Regions from separate parts of the Homo sapiens genome. Here region 2 is linked to region 1. Evidence: read pairs that join two places in POLR2A ChIA-PET (ENCODE). Cell type or tissue: K562. All regions are shown on one strand.

Region 1 (4,000 bases):
CCAGAACACCCCTGTGCACCTGCCCCGCACCTGTGCACCGCCTTCCATCTCTACCCCACTGCGCCCCATCCTCCCATCAGTGCCCACCCAGGAAGCAGCTTCTGTCCACTGCCTTTGCTTCTCCATGGAAATGTCCTCCAAGCGACAGGCTGGCACTGTGTCTGCAGCTCTTGTGAAGGCTCGAGGTAGCGTGCCCCGGGAGAGCATGCCCAGGTCTTTGCAGGGCACAGCTGAAGGCATTGCCCATCCTTCCCACCTGCGTCTGCACCTGGCAGCCCAGGGATGCGTCCCTTCCGGGGAGGTGCAGGCAGGCATCTCTGGGGACAGACCGCTCTGGGTCCCTCTCCATTGTGCAACCCAGCACATTTCCCAATGCCTTCAGCTCCTCTCCTTTGGGCGGCCAGGTCTGCCCCTCAGGGATGCTTCCTCACAATCTTCTTAGTGTGGATTGTGTAACACTTGACTCCCAGGGCTGAGGAAGCACAGCCAGGGAGCAGGCGCCAGGCAGGAAGAGGCAGTCACTGCATCGTGAGGAAGCTTCCCCAGCACCTTGCTATTCTTCATCCTCTGGTTTTATTCTAGTGATTTTCTTAGTGCCAAGCAGCCCAGTACTCAGTGAATAACAAGATAAGATTCTTCCTCAGGGGCCCTCCACAGGGTTGGCTTTCACTTCCCTGCCACCCCCCTACCCCAAGAAAAGTGGAGAATAGAATAAGTGAGGTCTGAGCAGGGGGAGAAGCCTGGCTTTCACTTTTTAAAAAAGTCTCTGTTTATTGATTGTGATTCCAGACTCCTGAAAAAGAAGCAGAGAATGGTCAGGTTTTACAAGTGGGACCCTGGGGGCGGGGGCGTGAGGGTGAGACCCCCACAGAAGTGCACCCACGAGCAGGTGGGCTGTGGGGCCTGGAGACTCAGGGCCTGAGCCCCCTAGGCCAGGGCCAACCTTGGGGGAGCAGAAGGGGGTCATAGATCAGAGAGGAAAGCACACCCCCTGCCTAGAGCCTCCTTCAGATCCAGGGACCCCTCTTCTTCTGCTTTTGACCAGGGACACTGACAGCTCTGGCCGTGTTGAGAGTCCGCAGAGCTTCAGCTCAGCGTCTTCCCCCAAGATCTTCTTCTATTGTTCATTTTAAGAAAAGTCAAACCATCACTTTAAAAGTAGCACATTTTGGTACTTATTTCTCAGTGATTGATCCTTTCAGATACGGTTTCCCGGGACCTAAAGATTGTAGCTGAATAATGCATGATATTGTTGTTTCCCAGAAACAGGTGTTTTATTTTTATTGCATTAGCATTATGAGAACAAGCTGGCTGCGGCTTCTCTGAGAGCTGAAGTGCTGGAACACTTCTGGGTTTTACAGGCACCGGTTGCCCGGAGCTGTCAGTGCCAGGCTCTTGGTCTCTTGACAAGGAAGCTCATTATGGCCGCATCTCACCTCCTCCGGGGAGGTGCCAGATCTGTGTGCAGCACTGCTGCATGGCCGTCCACTTGTTCATCATTCATTCATTCATTCATTCATTCAATGTTTATTTCCTGAGAGCCTCTGAGTCCTGGTGCTGGGATGCACTTTGGGGTTACAGAGACAAAAAGACCAAGCTCCAGCCTTTAAGGAACCCACAGTCTATGAGGGAGACAATCTCAGTCACTGGCCTGAGTGATGAGGGGTAAACCGAGGCATGTGACAGTGGCTGACCTGGGCAGCAGGAACTCCGCTAGTCTCTAGACTTTTCTCTAAAGCTCAAAGGCAGAAGGTCCCTGCTGTGGAAAGCCCAGCTGTTTCAGAAGTCAGGATGGACTGGGCTTGAGGTAGTTGGCCATGATTGACACAGCACATCAGGAATGGCTTTGAGGCAGGCAGCTGGTGTGCCCAGTCAGAGCAGGTGCTAACTGGCCCAGGTGGGGACGTCTGCATACCCTCTGGTTCTGCCCCTGATGAAACCCTGTATCACCTTAGCCATTACCAGGGGCTGTGGGGCCTCAGTTTCCTTATTATACAATGGGGTCAATATATAACCTGCCTCTCCTGTGTCAAGAGGGCCCATGGGCTCTAGGGAGATAAAAACGCATGCTGATGGGGCTGGTGTGTTCAGCGATGGGGCTCTGTCAGTTCACAGTGCAGTTCAGCAAGCCCTTGTTTAGCACGTCCTTTGAGCATGAGCAGGGCCATGAAGATGACCACTTGGCCCTGCCCTCTGAGAACTCACCGTCAGTGTCACAGGAGGGCTCGGGTGATCAGCGGGGGACACGCGGGCTGCAGCCCAGTGAGGCCTGGAGAAATCTTCCTGGCCATGGCCTCATTTCAGGCCCAGGCCTCATTGCACCCTTCCAAGCGTCTCACAGGAGGCCTGGGTTCTGGACGCTGCGGGGGATGCTCTGCTGCTTCAGTCCCCCGAATCTCTCCCCTCCGTCCTGGTTCCTCCTCATCTTTGCAAACAGCTCAAATGCAAGCCCTGGGCCTGGACAGATTCTCCCTATGGCCTAGGTGAGCCCTGGGTGCTACCTGAACTTTTCCAGAGCTCTCTCCCACCCACCAGCTGTAAGGGGATGGAGGTGTGGAAACACCGAGGCTCCTCCCAGGTAAATGCCTCAACCAGGGCTACCTGCAGGGAGGACCCCAGGTCTTGCTCCCGGCAGGGCGGTGCCTGCACCCATCTGGAAGCCTGGCGTCTCGAGGGCAGTCCTCACAGCCTGCACCTGCCCTCCTGCCACTCAGGGTGACTGTCACTGTTTCTCTCCAGGTTGACAGCCAAGGCAGTGGCCGTGCTGCTGCCCATCCTGGGTACCTCGTGGGTCTTTGGCGTGCTTGCTGTCAACGGTTGTGCTGTGGTTTTCCAGTACATGTTTGCCACGCTCAACTCCCTGCAGGTGAGAGCCGCGGGGACTGGCGGGGAGGCAGGGCCGCCAGCCATCAGGAGCAGGCTTGCAGGGAGCTAGGGCTGCAGGGGCAGGAGGGAGGCCTGCCCTCCCGGCCACACCTTAGGAGCCTGTAATGCGGGGCATCCCCGAAGCCTGAGGACTCTCAGAAAGTGGGGCCTGCAGGATCCTGACCCCTTCAGGGCGGGGCTGCCTATGCTTCTGGCCAGCATCTGTAGTTGGCATGTCCTGGCTGGGAATGGAGGACAGTAAGACAGTCTGCCTGTGGCAGCTCTGGAAAGAAAGGCAGAGAGGTGGCCAGGGCGGTCCCCCAGGTGCTGCCCTCTGTGTGAAGGGCCAGGGAGGGTCATCTGGGAACCAAAGACTTGGGATGCGCAGGGTCAGGGCCCTCAGACCCACAGGCCCCCAAGGAAGGGCAGGCATGGGTCCCCATCGCCATCCATGGCCCTCCCAGCCCTCCCTGGGCTACTCAAGTTGCGTCTGTGTCTGCAGGCCAGTGGCACGTCTTCCGGAAGTGCCTGCCCTTGCCCACGCTGAGCCTGCCTGGGAACCCACCTGCTGCCGCACCTATGCCCACGCAGCACCCCCTCTCTGAACTCGGTCCGAGCAGCTGCCTGATTCTAGGTTGGATCATGGTGGGACCCAGGACGCCTCTCCGTCCTCACGGGCCCCAGGTCATGGGACCTGGTGTCACAGTGTGCGGTGCCAGTGCCACTCCCAGGCTGCATGGGAGGAACCTCCAGTGTTCCTAACTACGTGCAAAGGGCTCTAATCTCTGCGTTTCTTCCCTTTCTTCCCAGGGACTGTTCATATTCCTCTTTCATTGTCTCCTGAATTCAGAGGTACGTCCGCTCTGCTTGCTGGCAGGTGCAGGTGCAGCTGGCTTTTCCTTTCCGAAAGGTCACAGGAGCAGGAACAGCGCTGCCCTGTCAGGGTGGTGTCTGGGACTCAAATCCTGAGCCAGCCACGTTCCTGATGCCAAGTTGTGTGCCCTGGGGCCTGCTGCTGAGCAGCTCTTCTCTCCCCGCCTAGTTGCTAAGCGATATGCAAGCATCCTCTCTCCCTGGAGAATTGGCGACTGCATCTTAGGGAGAGTGAGATGTAGGCGTGCTCCCCACAGTCCTC
Region 2 (4,000 bases), 190 kb before region 1:
TAGTATTTATGCCAGGAAATGGGGAAAAGTCTTCTCTGCTAGGTCATTAATGCATGTGTGTCCTTGCATGTGTGGGTGTGTGCAGATGTGTGTGTTTATGTGCATGTGTGTAAGGTATGTGTGTTGGTGTGTTTATGTGCATGTGTGTAAGGTATGTGTGTTGGTGTGTATATGTGCATGTGTGTGTGATATGTGTGTTAAGTCAATCAGGCGAGTTGAGCTGGGTTTGGGTTCTGTTGCTATGGTTGCCTTCAGTCCACTGGTAGCTTCACATTCCTCTGGCAGAATCTTGCGCTTTGGGTGGGGTTTGGTTTGGCAGAAGGTTTTTCTCAGTGTTTCTGCTCTACTTTCAGTTTTAAGTGTTTCTTGTGTGCCAGAATGTCAGAGCGGCTCTCCTCTGGCTCCTACCCTCTCAGTCCTAGAACGCTGGATCTTGCAAGCCTGGGCATGGGGAATAGAGAAGGTTCTGAGGCCCGGCCTCAGTCTTAGGTGGACTTTGTGTCTCTGTGTCTTGAGATGGATTTTCTTGGTGGCCCTGCCCCTCTCCCATTTGAAGGAGATCTTTGATGATCTGGACCCAGGAGAGTTTCTGCCTCTGCCCTGGGAATAGAGGGTAGTTTCTCCCCACTGCATCCCAGAGGTTCTTCCCTGTGCCCTGCGGCTGGCAGGGCTGGCTGTCCTTCCCCCAGCAGCACAAGGACTGCTTGTGCTTTGTTCCTTGGGGAGAAAGGTCCAGGCAGGGCTTTGTGCCCTTGCACAGTGATGGCCACTCACTTCTCCAGCTGTGCAGAGTGGTTCTCTCCAGCCTCCTGCCTGCCCCCAGTCCTTCTTCTGTACCTGCTGGGCATCCAGGGAGAAGAGGCCGAGATGGGAACAAACTTCCTTGGTGTGCAGCTGCCAGCAGTCTATGCTCTCTCTCCAGCCTACACCAGCCTTTAGAAATCCATCAAAAGCTTTTGCTGAATGCTTCTTACCTGTTGAGCTCACGCTCTGCCACCTGCGAGATGACGCTCATGTCCCATTTCTCCTTAGACCTATCTTCCCCTAGATTTCGGGCAGGGTGATTTCCTTGAACCTCAGCTCTCTGATGGGTTCAAGAAAAGTTAAGATTTTGTAGATTACCTGGCTTTTTCTCGTGATGGGAGTGATGTTCTTTCCAGCTTTTTACATCCCAGGAGGAAAAGCTTGTGGTTTTCATTCTCATGGTTGAGGACAGCTGCTCCACCTCAGCTTAGCATTTCCACATTCCAGCCAGAAAGGTCAAGGTCAGAAGCCTTCAGGAAGAACAAAGGTCAAAAGGAGTTTGCCTTTTCAAAATGTCTTCTCAGAAGCCCATTCAAGAGACTTCTGCCTGTCTCTCATTGCCTGTAGGTCACATGGCCACCCCTAGCTGAAAGGGAAGTAACCTTTTTACTTGTGCATATTGGCACCCAAATATATTTGCAATTCTGCATACAGAGAAAGAAGAGAACAGATTTGAGTAGGCAATTAGCAATGTCCTCTGTGCATATTCTTGCTGAAAACACTCCTTACCAACTAAGCAGTTTGTTACACTTTCATCCTTGCTCTCATTGTCCTTGAAAACTGGATAAAAGCTATGGACCTTCTCCCCCCAAAATTCACATATGCACATTCAAAATGTGCACGTGGGCCGGGCATGGTGGCTCACGCCTGTAATCCTAGCACTTTGGAAGGCTGAGGCGGGCAGATCACCTGACATCAGGAGTTCGAGACCAGCCTGGCGAATACGGTGAAAACCCACCTCTACTAAAAATACAAAAAATTAGCCAGGCGTGGTGGTAGGTGCCTGTAATCCCAGCTACTTGGGAGGTTGAGGCAGGAGAATCGCTTGAGCCCTGGAGGTGGAGGTTGCAGTGAGTGGAGATCATGCCACTGCACTCCAGCCTGGGTGACAAAGTGAGACTCCGTCACCAAAAAAAAAAAAAAAAAAAAAAAGTATATGTGATCCAGAGCATTTCCTGATCCCTGAAGTCTATCCGTGAATGCCTTTGGGATCCTTGGTGATACAGGAGCTAAAAAGAAATGATTTAGGTGGTTAGTGAAGGTACGGGAGTCCTTGGTAAGGTTTCCTTTTAATAAGAAAGCAGCCTCCAAGTCATTTCTTTTCTAACAAAAAGCAGCCTGAAAAATCAAGCTGCCAGTGTAGATAAGTAAGCTGGAAGCCTGCATAGGGGAATGCTGGCAGCTGTGCCAATAGAAAAGGGAAACCTGGAAGCCAGGTATGTTCAACATGGAGGTTCCCTCTTCCCTTTTCTTTGTCGCCACGTGTGCGGGCGTCATGGTGCCAGCCAAGTAAAGACTCCATTTGCATAATAAAAGATTAGAGTGGGATAGCCAGCCTCTTCCGGGCTATGTAAATGGCATATCTGGTCCAACCAATCCACTACACCCTATGTAAATCGACACCGCCTCCTCAAGCTCATCTATGAAATCAAACACATCTCACCCCAAACCCAGAAACCCGCTGGGTCCCCCTCCCTTTACACAAGGCAGCGCTCTTCTTTCTTTCGCCTATTAAACTTTCTGCTCTTAAACCTACTCCTTGTGTGTCCATGTCTTTGATTTCCTTAGCAGGAGACAACAAACCCCGGGGATTTCCCCAGACAAACGATGCTGCTTCATTGGGACTAACTTACGCGAGTGTCTCGTTCTTGGTTCTCTGAGAGCAGAGCCCAGTGCCAACACTCACGTGTGAGCAGTGCTTTAGAGTGTGAGTCCAGGGGGCCAAAGTGGGGGACGGGGGCAACAGACACAGAAGTGGGGAAGCGGCAATGCAGGGAAATGCTACCGTGTTGCAACCATGATGGTTGGAGGGAGAAAAGCGGGTTTGTCCACTGGATCCTGCACTTCATGGGCTCGAGTACCTCACGTTTCTGGGTGCTTATGCCTGAGGCTGCAGGGCTTTCCCGGGCCTCCCATCTGCTGAGTCAGAGACCCCAGGGTGGAGCATGCTCTGGCTTCTGAGGGCATCGCCATCAGGAGCAACGCTGGTGGAAGCCAGTGTGAAGCTGATCATCCTACTGGTAGGTGGATAAGAAGTAGGGCAGAGAAGATTTAAAGAGGTGAATGAAAGGGGCCCCGTACACAGGCCCTCTTGATTATGTTGTTGACTCTCTCCAGCCTCAGCCCCTGCCACTTTCCCTACTTGTGCCTACTCTTCATTGAATATATAATTAATTGTGGTTTCTCAAATCTGTGTCACTGACCAGGACTCTTAATGACCAGGGACAGAAACCAAGCTCAAACTTGCTTGAGCCTAACATAAATTTCTCGGTGCCTGTCAGGGAATGCTGGCTTTAGGTCTTGTAGGATCCAAGGGCTCAGCTGACAGCATCAGGTTTTCTCTTGACCCTCTCCAAGGCTAGGCGGCTAGAGTCTCTATGTTTGCTTGTTATCTTCAGCTCTGTGTAATTCTTTTCTTTGTTGTGGGAAAAATGGGCATCACCAGCCTTGATTGAAGACCATTCTGGATTAGCAACTGCAGTGGCGGAGGGAGTCTTTTCTCTCCCATGGTCAATCTATTGATCCCGGGGAAGACACTGATTGGTTCTGAGTGGGTCACATGTACACCTTTGGGCCATTCACAGTGCCTGTGGTATGGAGGAGCTGCAAGTGTTCCCACTGGGTCACAACTCCCCCGCAACACCTGCAGCTTCTGACAGTCCCGTCTGAGCTCACGGGTCGGTGGAAGAAACGTCCTTCAAAAGGAAAGCCGACAGGAGCCGGAGGGGAGGCTGGGCTGGTAGAAACAACACACGCCCATGGTCCATGGCATGCTGCATCGGAGCTTTAGCCCATTCCATAGCTTCTTTCCAGAATGTCCCATCCCTTAACCACTCAGAGAAAGAATTCTTGAACTCCTTCGTGTGACTTTCACAGTGAATTCGCCCCCAGGCTTCTAACACCGTTCATTTCCATGTACGTTGTGTGCTGCACACCCCTCCTAGCACACTGCTTACGAACTGCTGCTCCGCCTTGC

What was found. ChIA-PET counts read pairs that join two places held together with the same protein. Peaks named below come from ENCODE experiments on the same cell type or tissue, not always from the same donor. Only the 100,000 strongest peaks of a DNase experiment are listed, where the experiment ranks them.
Region 2: POLR2A ChIA-PET joins it to region 1 with 5 read pairs; 2 of 35 experiments call an interaction of 5 or more read pairs at or near these places.

Annotation. Positions count from the first base shown.
Region 1 is chr12:131,133,298-131,137,297 of GRCh38, forward strand. ADGRD1 (adhesion G protein-coupled receptor D1) reads left to right here. Exons shown (of 25, transcript NM_198827.5): 22 at 2,740-2,866; 23 at 3,676-3,717. Among named protein-coding and RNA genes, the nearest start is that of LINC01257, 30 kb to the right of the region's middle. In K562, no CTCF peak of the experiment used is centred here; no DNase peak of the experiment used is centred here; H3K27me3 peaks cover 1,939 bases.
Region 2 is chr12:130,945,997-130,949,996 of GRCh38, forward strand. No RefSeq gene overlaps it. Among named protein-coding and RNA genes, the nearest start is that of ADGRD1, 5.9 kb to the right of the region's middle. In K562, no CTCF peak of the experiment used is centred here; a DNase peak (open chromatin) is centred at 2,396; H3K27me3 peaks cover 385 bases.